Linked DNA regions of Homo sapiens: region 1 is linked to region 2. A link is an interaction called in ENCODE POLR2A ChIA-PET data of the cell type or tissue named here. Cell type or tissue: PC-3. All regions are shown on one strand. Links, peaks and the distances in the headings refer to the core of each region. The heading gives the core; the rest is flanking DNA.

Region 1 (5,355 bases), core at 356-5,355, 83 kb before region 2:
AAATGGAAGGATTAAGATATATGAAGACCTACTCTTTGCACAATGACCTCTGGGCACATAAATCTAAAAAAGTACGCCTGTAATCCCAACACTTTGGGAGGCTGAGGCAGGCAGATCACATGAGGTCAGGAGTTCCAGACCAGCCTGGCCAACATGGTGAAACCCTGTCTCTACTAAAAATAGGAAAATTAGCTGGGCGTGCTGGCAGGTGCCTGTAATGCCAGCTACTTGGGAGTCTGAGGCAGGAGAATCGCTTGAACCTGGGAGGCAGAGGAGGTTGCAGTGAGCCAAGACCATGCCACTGCACTCCAGCCTAGGTGGCAGAGCAAGACTCTGTCTCAAAAATAAAATAAAAATAAAAAAGTAAACTACTGGCCAAGTGCAGTGGCTCACGCCTGTAATCCCAGCACTTTGGGAGGCCAAGGTGGGTGGATCACTCGAGGTCGGGAGTACCAGACCAGCCTGGCCAACATGGCAAAACCCCGTCTCTACTAAACATTCAAAAATTAGCTGGGTGTGGTGGTGCACACTTGTAATATACTCGGGAGGCTGAGGCATGAGAGTCACTTGAACCAGGGTGGTGGAGGTTGCAGTAAGCCGAGGTCACACCACTACACTCTAGCCCAGGTGAAAGAGTGAGACTCCGTCTCAAAAAATATATAAAGCATAAAAAATAAAGAAGTAAACTACTGCACCAGTACACTGACACCAGCTCTATGAAACGCTGATTAGAGAGCCTACAGAAGAATGGCAGGTAAAGATAAAATTTTAGACCAATCATCAAGTTACAGCAATAAGCAAGAGATCACACTCCTTGATGGGACATACCAACCCACTTAAGTCTTGCTTAATTGGTCATCACAGTCTGCTCAACGTAGCATGACCTTCTTGTTTCAGACTTGCCTTGAGTGTGTCTTCACAATGTCAATATGTTGTATCTTTTCCTTCCAGAGAGAAATTCAGAAACTCTACGAAAACAAGTCATTTCTTTTCCTGGGCTGTGGCTGGACTGTGGATGACACCACTTTCCAGGCCCTTTTCTTGGAGGCTGTCAAGCATAAATCTGACCTAGAACATTTCATGCTGGTTCGGAGAGGAGACGTAGATGAGTTCAAAAAGCTTCGAGAAAACATGCTGGACAAGGGGATTAAAGTCATCTCCTATGGAGATGACTATGCCGATCTTCCAGAATATTTCAAGCGACTGACATGTGAGATCTCCACAAGGGGTACATCAGGTAAGATGCATTTTGAAGCTGAGGGGAATCAGAGAACAACAGCTCTTCAGCCTTTTGTGTATTTGTGATGTGATGGGCAAAATAGTTGCCAAGATGAGGAATGTAATGACTGACCAAATTGTAAAGGAGGCCACAGTCTTCAGGTTAGACTAAAGTGCCACTTGGATTATGGGAAGACAGACAAAAAGGAATACTTGAGCAGTTCAATATAGACATAGGAAGAATGAAGAAAACAGATGTTCAGCCTCACTAGTTATCAATGAAATGCAGTTTGAATTTAGATTACAAAATAGCGAAGAAAGATCACCCAATTTTGGCTAAGGCTGTGAGAAAATAAATTTATTCATGGAGTATTTGTGGAAAGGTAAAGTTAGTACAACTTTTATGACCATAAATTAGAAGATGTAACAAAAATTTTCAAATCTTTGACCTAGAAATCCCATCAAAACAATTTATCCTAGAAGTTTCTCATAAGGAGATAATTGGATGATTGCACAATCACACAATTGTACAAAGATGCATGCGTGGGAATGTAATTTCCATTGAATGTAGTGGCAAAAAATTGGAAGGATCCTAAAATTGGTGGAGATTCTACAGATATGCCAATATTTATTTAATTGATGAAATACAATGAAACCATAGAAGGGAAAGTGTTTTCATTGCCATAAAAAAAAAAGTTAGAGACATATGAGTAAAGGAAGAAAAAGCAGGTTGTAAATACCATGGTCAGCTATATTCATATAGAATTGTACATTTTTTTTTTTTTTTTGGTGCGTGTAGAAATGTATCTGGAATGTTTACTAAATTAAGTGGCTATCTTTAGTAGGATTTAAAGTGTTGATTTTTTGGTTTCTGTATTGGCATTTTCTATGATGATTATGTATTATATTTACAAACAGAAAACTTACTTTTAGAAATGCTATTTGGAAACGGATAATGGTGATATTCAAGTCAGAGGATAGGGGTATCATACACTTGATATTTTACCTCCACATTCTAACAATAAAGAGCAAAATGGTGATTAAAGATTCAGCTGATTAGTGGCTGCAGGCAAATTCCCAGTAACCGCACAAAACACAAACATTTTTGGTATCAGCTAAACTGAAGAATGCTTTTTCAAAACCTCACATTGCCAGGCTCCAGAGTATGGCTAGTGTGACTCATCCATCTAATTCCAAAAAAACTTGGCTGTTGTGCACAGAATATTTCCTGAAAACTTATGTAAGTATTTTCATTGTCAACCTGAATGCATCTTAGGAGGGCAAAAGTACAGGTAATTTGTCCTGTAATCCCAACACTGTGGGAGGCCCAGGTGGGAGGATCACTTGAGGCCAGGAGTTCAAGATGAGTGTGAGCAACATAGTGAGAACCTGTCTCTGCAAAAAATTAGCCAGGTGTGGTGGCACACACCTGTAGTCCAGCTGCTTGGGAGGTTGAGGCAGGAGGATCACTTGAGCCCAGGAGTTGGAGTCTGCAGTGAGCTATGATTGCATCACTGCCCTACAGTCTGAGCAATAAAGCAAGACGCTGTTTCTAAAATAAATAACATACAGGTAATTTAATAAACATAAAGCAGTTTTCCTAAATCAAATCATCCCCAGATTTCTTAACTGAATCAGATGGCTTCAAGTAGAATTCTCCTGTAATGAAAAATTACACAGCTTCTTCCATGGCTATGCTTTGATGGAACCAGACTTTTAAAAGCCATCACCACATGAACAAGTCTCATTTGTGAAAACTATTTACTATTCTTTGTTGGAAATGAGTTTTTCTGGTGTCCTGCAGTGTTCTAGACTCTCCTGCTGTTGTTTGCCCACACTTGAGACTTTGAGAAGGCTTTTCTGTTGCACATGTTGTTTTCATTAACAAGACATACATATCCAAGTTCTACATATTTCTTTTGATCTATATGCTGAGGAAAGATGCTAAAGTTTAAAACAGCAAAATCCGTCTGCATAACTGTTTCTGTTGCACTAAATCTTAGCAAAAAATAAATATGTCTTTAGACTGTTGCATTACATAACAAAGAAGCAGTAAGGTTCCTTAGTGCACTAAGATTGCTCTAAGGAACCTTAACTGCTATTGTGGAATGGCACAAATTCTTTTATTAGCTGTGTAGGCTTCCTACCAGAGTAGCTTTCCCCGAAGTTACCCATCATTAAGGTGTTCTGTATCTTTAAACAAAATCAAGGATTTTCAGTATGGCCAGAGTGCTTTATGGGAATGGTCAGCTGAGTTTGTCATGTGAAATGTAGTAGAGCAGTTTCAGGTTAAAACATCATTTCATTTTGAAACGAGTCAACCTTATCTTTCACCCTTGCATAATGTTTTGAGTCTCTGTAGATATAGACTAATGAGAGGTTACAGGTCTTTTGCTGTTATTTTGTTTTTTAACACTGAACCTTTGCTATGTGCCTGGCATTGTGCTGTATACTCACTTTTGCATAGTGGAAATTAATTGTCTTCAAAGGATTCTATAGTATGTAGTTACACATATTTTGGAAAAATCAAGCAGTGGGAAAAAGAAAAATAATTCTTATAATCCATTACCATACAAGCAGTCGTTGTGGTACTTTTTTTTTTTTTTTTTTTGAGATGGAGTCTCGCTCTGACGCCAGGCTGGAGTGCAGTGGCACAATCTCGGCTCACTGCAACCCCCGCCTCCTGGGTTCAAGTGATTCTCCTGCCTCAGCCTCCTGAGTGGCTGGAACTATAGGCGCCCACCACCATGCCCGGCTAATTTTTTGTATTTTTAGTAGAGATGGGGTTTCACCATGTTGGCCAGGATGGTCTCGGTCTCCTGACCTCATGATCCACCCGCCCTGGCCTCCCAAAGTGCTGGGATTACAGGCGTGAGCCACCATGCCCGGGCCTATTTATTGATTTGAGATGGAGTTTCTCTCTGTCACCCAGGCTAGAGTGCAGTGGCGCAATCTCAGCTCACTGCAAGCTCTGCCTCCTGGGTTCACGCCATTCTCCTGCCTCAGTCTCCCGAGTAGCTGGGACTAAAGGCGCCCGCCACCACACCCGGCTAATTTTTTGTATTTTTAGTAGATACAGCGTTTCACTGTGTTAGCCAGGATGGTCTCGATCTCCTGACCTCGTGATCCACCCACCTCAGCCTCCCAAAGTGCTGGGATTACAGGCGTGAGCCACTGTGCCAGCTTTATTTTTATTTTATTATTATTACTATTTTTGATACAGGGTCTTGCTTTTTCACCCAGGCTGCAGTACAATGGCACAGTCATGGCTCACCACAGCCTTGACCTCCCCGGGCTCAGGCGATCCTCCCACCTCAGCCTCCCGAGTAGCTGAGACTAAAGGCACATACCACAATGCCCAGCTAATTTTTGTATTTTTTGTAGAGATGGGGTTTCGCCATGTTGCCCAGGCTGTTCTCAGTCTCCTAAGTGCAAGCAATCCTCCCACCTCAGCTTCCCAAAGTTCTGGGATTATAGGTGTGAGCCACAGCACCTGGCCTTGGCACATTTCTGATGAAGTTTTCCCTGTGCTTTTTTTCATAGTTGTAAACAAAATATAGTGATTTTTTTTTTTTTTTGGTCCTTTGAAAATTCAGTAGTGGATTGTACATTTTCCCACATCCCTATCTTCATAACCACTATTTTAATTGACTTTTATATTCCAGTAGGGGTGTTACAGTTTACCTAATTATTCCTGTTAGGCAACGTCTGATATTTTTTTTGCCAGTTTTTTGTAAGTCATGTTGTGAAAATAACATCTGTATCTCTTCAGTTTTTCCAGTAATTTCCTTGATGAGTTCTCACTGTAATCAGGTCAAAGATCAGGAACATTTCAGTAATTTATAAATACTGCTAAATTGTTTTCTACGAGGGTAATATCAATTTGTATATTTGAGTACCATGCCTGTTTATACTGTAATTGACCATATTTCTAATGACTATTTTCTTCCATGTGTTCAGCTTTTTACTTTTTCTGAACTATTATCTATGCCAAGTGTTATCCAGTAGAATTTCCTGCAGTCATAAAAATACTGTATAATCTTCACTGTCTAGTATCATAGTTAGGAGCCACATGTGGCTGGTGCACCGTTGAAATGTGGCCAGTGTGACTGAGGAATGGAATTTTTAATTTGAAAC
Region 2 (5,376 bases), core at 210-5,209:
TATGGTCTTCTGTCTCTCCCAGACCAGCCCACCACCAGAGTTATCACTTACCACCACCTCTTTTATACCTGAGAGTATCAGAAGCTTTTATACCCTGACAGGGTCAGAAACAGGCAGAGCCACTGTGTTGCAGAGAGTGCTGTTCTTAACACAGACTGGAACCTGGCTGTGCTCAGCCTGCAACAGAAGAAGGGCCTGGATAAGGCCGAGGTAGGCAGGCAGGCATGGGTGCTGGGAGCAGACAGACATATTCTCTCCTGCACTTTCACCTGTGGAGTAATCCAGGCTCAGATGTGCCGTTCTGCTTTCGGTGGGCCCGTCTAGTTTCTGCACCCGTCAAAGGCTGGAGAGACTCTTGTAGAGAAGGTGCCTTGGAGTGAGCCTCGTCTGCCCCTCCGCGGGCTCGCTCCCTGTGCTTTCCCAGTTGTGGCTGCCTATGACACCTTCAGTTTTGACGTGGGGTAAAGGGGTGGGATTGTGGCTCAGGGTTACACAGGCAAGTGAGCATAATTCGTCTCTTGACAAGAGGCTTGTGGGAATTCCCAAATGTGACCCAAGGGGTGGGAAAGAATTTGAAGGGATTTTCCGAAGTTGCAGCATTGATCGATGATTCCCTAGAGCCAAGTAAGTTCAAAGAAGAGGGCTCTCCTTGTGTGGGGCGCTGCAGTGAGAGGCTAAGGGGACGCCTGCATCCACTCTGCCCTTCCCTGCAGCTTCTCTCTGCCTGTGCCACCTTCAGGCCTTGAAGGAGGGAGCCAGGACTGGCTCTGTAGGCATTTGAAGAGGTAGGACCTGATGGTCCCTTGTCTCAAACTGAGTGGTGGCTCTGCAAACCCCCATCTGTCTTGTGGGGCTGCCCTGCACCTAGAGATCCGGGGTCAGAGCCTGGGTCACAGGAGGCGGGGCCCACCGTTAATGAGAATCCCAGCAGGGCCATAGAGGTGTGGGGTAGGAGGAGGACCTTCTGCCGCACCAGACTCTTGAAGACTGAAGAGCTTGCCAGGGGATCGCAGTCTTAAGGTCATGGAGGGACAACAATAGACTTGTCCGTCTGTATTCCAGAAGCCCTGAATGCATTTGAGCCCACGGCAGAGAAGAGAAATCTGCCGTCCTTCTGACCCCAGTGCCTCCAGGCTCTGCTTCAGCTGCCAGTGGAACCTCCCTTTTTCTGTCCCCTTTAAGACAGGAAAGACTTTAGGAGCTGCACTCTGGCTGCCAGCCACAGGGCTGGAATTACTTGTCCTCAAGGGTCATGAAAGGGCCAGCTTAAACGTCACACTTTGCTTCATAGCGATGCAGGTGTGGTCCTTCTTAACATTTGCTTAATTCTTTTTTTTTTTTTGAGACAGAGTCTCACTCTGTTGCCCAGGCTGGAGTGTAGTGGTGTGATCTCAGCTCACTGCAACCTCCACCTCCTGGATTCAAGCAATTCTCGTGCCTCAGCAACCCAAGTAGCTGGGACTACAGGCGTGAGCCACCGCGCCCGACCTTAATTCTTACTTGACTTTTGATGATGCTGTATTTTAGCGTCTCAAATCTTTGACTTGTGACAGCACTGAATTGGTAGCTCTCTTTGAATTAGGCAATGTATCCAGCAGGAAGATAGGCCATGCCTGGGCTTCTATCCTTTGTCTTTGGGACAGGGAAGGGCTGGGGATAGGGAGGCACCCTGGTGTTTGCTTTGAGGAGCTTTCCTAGCCACCTTGAATCTCCTCCTGCCACTGGTCCTGGAAGTTACTGTCTCCAAACTGATGCCCCTGAATTAAAGAGATAATCCATTTTTTCATCCATTCAACATGTATTTATCAGGTGCCTGTTTGCTAGAGACTGTGCCTCCTTAGAGGTTATAACATCCCTTCTTCTGTTCTCTTAAAGGATCACCTGTGTGTTCTTTTTTTTTATTTGTTTATTTTCTTGTAGGTTTAGTTCATGCATGTGGCAAAAATGCACACAGTACAGAGGATATTCAGTGAAAGTATGCTTCCTCACCCCACAGCCCTTCCTTTCCCTTCCCCAAAACAACTATTGTTGCTATTTCTTTGTCTCTGGTAACCTTTCTATATTGGGTATATAAACATATATGTACATGTATATATGGATACACATGCATTTTCAGTTCACATGATTTAAATTCTTTGGTCTAAAGTTCTCAGACCAGGCAACTCTTCCTTTGAGTCACCCCAGAGGTTAAGAGATGGCTCTCCAACGCTCCAGCAATTCTCTTTCTTCCTGCCAGGAAACTATTACTTTGATTTTACTGTCTTGACTTGTAAAAAGAGACTGACGATGTCTATCTGTCTTCCCAGAGTGACTGATGGGCCACCTTCTGGGGCGCCAGCCTGAGGCCCTTTCCTGCCCCTGGGCTAGCTTTTTTCAGATGACTTCTCTGAGCGAGGAGGCCTTTGGCTGCCAGCAGGAAATTTTGGGTCATGTCTAATATCAAAGAATGGATTATTTTCCCTCCCTTACCCAGCCTGTGAACTGACACCCAACACCATGGGCTGACACCCAGCACCAGGCTCCATGCCCTATTCTGTGCCAGTGGAGCAGAGAGTTGCGAGTTAGCGTCGTGTTTGTGATTTGTCAGCAGACATCATCTAAACAAATGTTACTATTATTTGGGAGTTTGGTGACAGTGACGCATAGAACAGCCGAAAACATACACCTTCACCACCACGTGCACACGTGCGCACGCACACAAATTCAAGTTCAAGCAATTTTGTTTCTGGGCTTCTCTTTGGACTCCTAAGTCCAAAGTGAGAGAATACATTTCTTGGCCACAGGCCATGAGAGAGTACACAGGGGACTTGGGGCAAACTGAGGCCTGGTGCATGTAGCTCAGCTACACGTGGAGCTTCCTGTGGGCTCATCTGCAGAAGGTCTAAGGCAGAGAACACAGATTCTTAGAACTCTGGCAGGAAAGAATGTTCATGGCATGTAAAGACCATGGCATAGTTGGATATCAGCCAGTCATATAGAAAAGCCCATCCTGAATTTTCAATTTGAGGCCCCAGGAAATGTGGTTGGGTGAGTCATGGTCCTCAAATTATCTTCACAAGGAATCTGGTAGCTCAGACTGCAGGGCAGGGCACTGCTGGGTTCTCCCCGTGCCTGGCCCCTCAGAGCCTTGATGTCTGGGGCCTTCCAGGCGCATGGATGGAATTACCAGGCAAGGCCAGGGTTTAGGTGAGCAGGGTGGGTTTTCTCAGCAAGAGGAAGAGTTCATTTGCTCTCTGGCACAAGATCTTGACTTTGATTCTTTGTACTGTTGTGACCTCCAGGTTTTCAGCCAGGTTGTGCTCAGGAAGGACAGCAGGAAGGTATCCTGTGCGATAGGGGAAGAGAGAAACAAGCTAACTGCCCTGGTGTTGTGTGTGCTGCTGAGCTGGCCCTTGGCTCCCTTCTCAGCCTTCAGACCCCACTCCACCCCTTCATGGGCCTTGACTCCAAACAAATCAAGTTGCTTCCTCTCCCCTTCCGTATACATTCTATGCCCTATACATTCTTGCCTCCGAGTCTTTGCTCTGTTTCCTCTACCTGAATACCCTTTCTCCAAATTCTACCTTTTTTCTAGACCTGATCCTCTGCCTTCTCTTCCAGGAGGCCTTCCTGGGTTCATCCAGGTAGCTAGAGTCTTTCCTTCCTCCTGCACTGGGATTATTTTGTGTCTTACAGTAGAGCTACTTGCATACATGCGATAAGACTGTAAACTCTCGGAGGGAGAGAGTTGCCCTTGCTCTTTCTTGAACCTCCTGGCTCCCTGCCCCGACAGCTCTGGGGAGTGAGCATATAGAACTCTCTGCTGGGCGCGGTGGCTCACGCCTGTAATCCCAGCACTTTGGGAGGCCGAGGCAGGCGGATCATGAAGTCAGGAGTTTGAGACCAGCCTGGCCAATATGGTGAAACCCCATCTCTACTAAAAATATAAAGAGCATGGTGGCACGCACCTGTAGTCCCAGCTACTTGGGAGGCTGAGGCAGAAGAATCGCTTGAACCCAGGAGGCGGAGGTTGCAGTGAGCCAAGATTGCGCCACTGCACTCCAGCCTGGGCGACAGAGCGAGACTCTGTCAAAAAAAAAAAAAAAAAAAAGGACTCTCACATGGTATTCTCTAGCAAGAAGCGTACACAGTAGGCCTGCTCCTTAAGACCATCCCACACGCCCGGGGTATGCAGATGCCCTGCGGGGTTTCTCCTGGTGCTGTAGGCCTCAGGGGTGGGTGCTTCCTGGCTTACGTGAGAACTCCAGGGTTGGCAGCCTCCCCAGGTCTGTTCCCTGCTGAGCCTGGTCTCCCCTTGCTCTCTACGCAGCTCGATGACTTGTACTTGATCGCCATCTGCCATCGCCGGGGCATCAGATCCCTACGCGACCTTACTCCGGAGCACTTGCCGCTGCTCAGGAACATCCTCCACCAGGGGCAGGTGAGTGGCTTCACCAAACCACGTGGAAGCTCAGAGAAATTAGACTCAGATTCCAGTGTGTTCCTGGGCCCCTTTCCTCACCTTTCCCAGAGTCCATCTTGGAGAGACTTCTCTCTGGATGCCAGTCTTGGGGACCCCATTAGGCTCTTGAGGTTGAAGAGCAGGGCTCTTTGTCCCTGGTCCTGCCACCTTTCCTCACCCTCACACGCCTTCCTCGGCCTTTCTCCATCTGGGATGCACTTCCACCCCTCACCCCATAGACTCTGGTCCTTAAGTCCTGGCCCCTCCTACTCCAGGATCACCTGTCTCTCTCATGACAACCATGACAACCACATCATGCCAGAGTTTCTTGGGAGTATGGGCACATGACTTCGATATGTGTGTACACGTGTGTCTCCTTGTCTAGATTGAAGACAGGCTGAATTCTGTAGCACCTGGTGTTCTGGGATACTTTCTCTCTGGGATATTTGTTGAATTGAATGAAATTATCGGGGCTCTAAACAGAGCCCAGGAGCACGGGGAGATGGGGGAAGAGTGTCTAGAATCTTGGGTGTGGTCCTGGCCTGACATTTGGACCCTAACCAGCTGAGTGGCCTGGGGCAGGTCACTTCACCTCCCTAAACCACATTATCTAGATGGATCCCTTCTAAATCCACCATCCTAAGGGGCTGGGTCTGAGTCTTTTTTCCACTCTGAAATGTGATGCTCTGCCTAACACGCCAGAGCTAGCAGTCACAACGATGCCCAGCCAGGAGAGAGGTTTGCCCCTTTTTGACCAGTGATGCTTCGAGGTGTTAATGCAGACCTGGAGGCAAGGCTCTGCCCATACCCAGCTTCCCCTGCTGCTGGGCCCCGATCTATCTTCCCTCCTGCTCACCCACGGCACCACCCCTTGGCTGCCTTTATCTTTGTGGGGTGACTTGTTCAGATCCTGAAGCAGTCTCTGGATATTACAA

The links. ChIA-PET counts read pairs that join two places held together with the same protein. Peaks named below come from ENCODE experiments on the same cell type or tissue, not always from the same donor. Only the 100,000 strongest peaks of a DNase experiment are listed, where the experiment ranks them.
Region 1: POLR2A ChIA-PET joins it to region 2 with 6 read pairs; 5 of 35 experiments call an interaction of 5 or more read pairs at or near these places.

Annotation. Positions count from the first base shown.
Region 1 is chr11:126,255,616-126,260,970 of GRCh38, forward strand. FAM118B (family with sequence similarity 118 member B) reads left to right here. Exons shown (of 9, transcript NM_024556.4): 7 at 952-1,237. It also overlaps a transcript of SRPRA not described here. Among named protein-coding and RNA genes, the nearest start is that of SRPRA, 11 kb to the right of the region's middle. In PC-3, for the core only: no CTCF peak of the experiment used is centred there; no DNase peak of the experiment used is centred there.
Region 2 is chr11:126,338,998-126,344,373 of GRCh38, forward strand. It overlaps DCPS (decapping enzyme, scavenger), which reads left to right. Exons shown (of 6, transcript NM_014026.6): 5 at 4,310-4,420. It overlaps GSEC (G-quadruplex forming sequence containing lncRNA), which reads right to left. Exons shown (of 2, transcript NR_033839.1): 2 at 2,719-3,325. Among named protein-coding and RNA genes, the nearest start is that of GSEC, 14 kb to the right of the region's middle. RefSeq lists an enhancer at 41-1,240. In PC-3, for the core only: no CTCF peak of the experiment used is centred there; DNase peaks (open chromatin) are centred at 1,244 and 3,004; H3K27ac peaks cover 3,752 bases.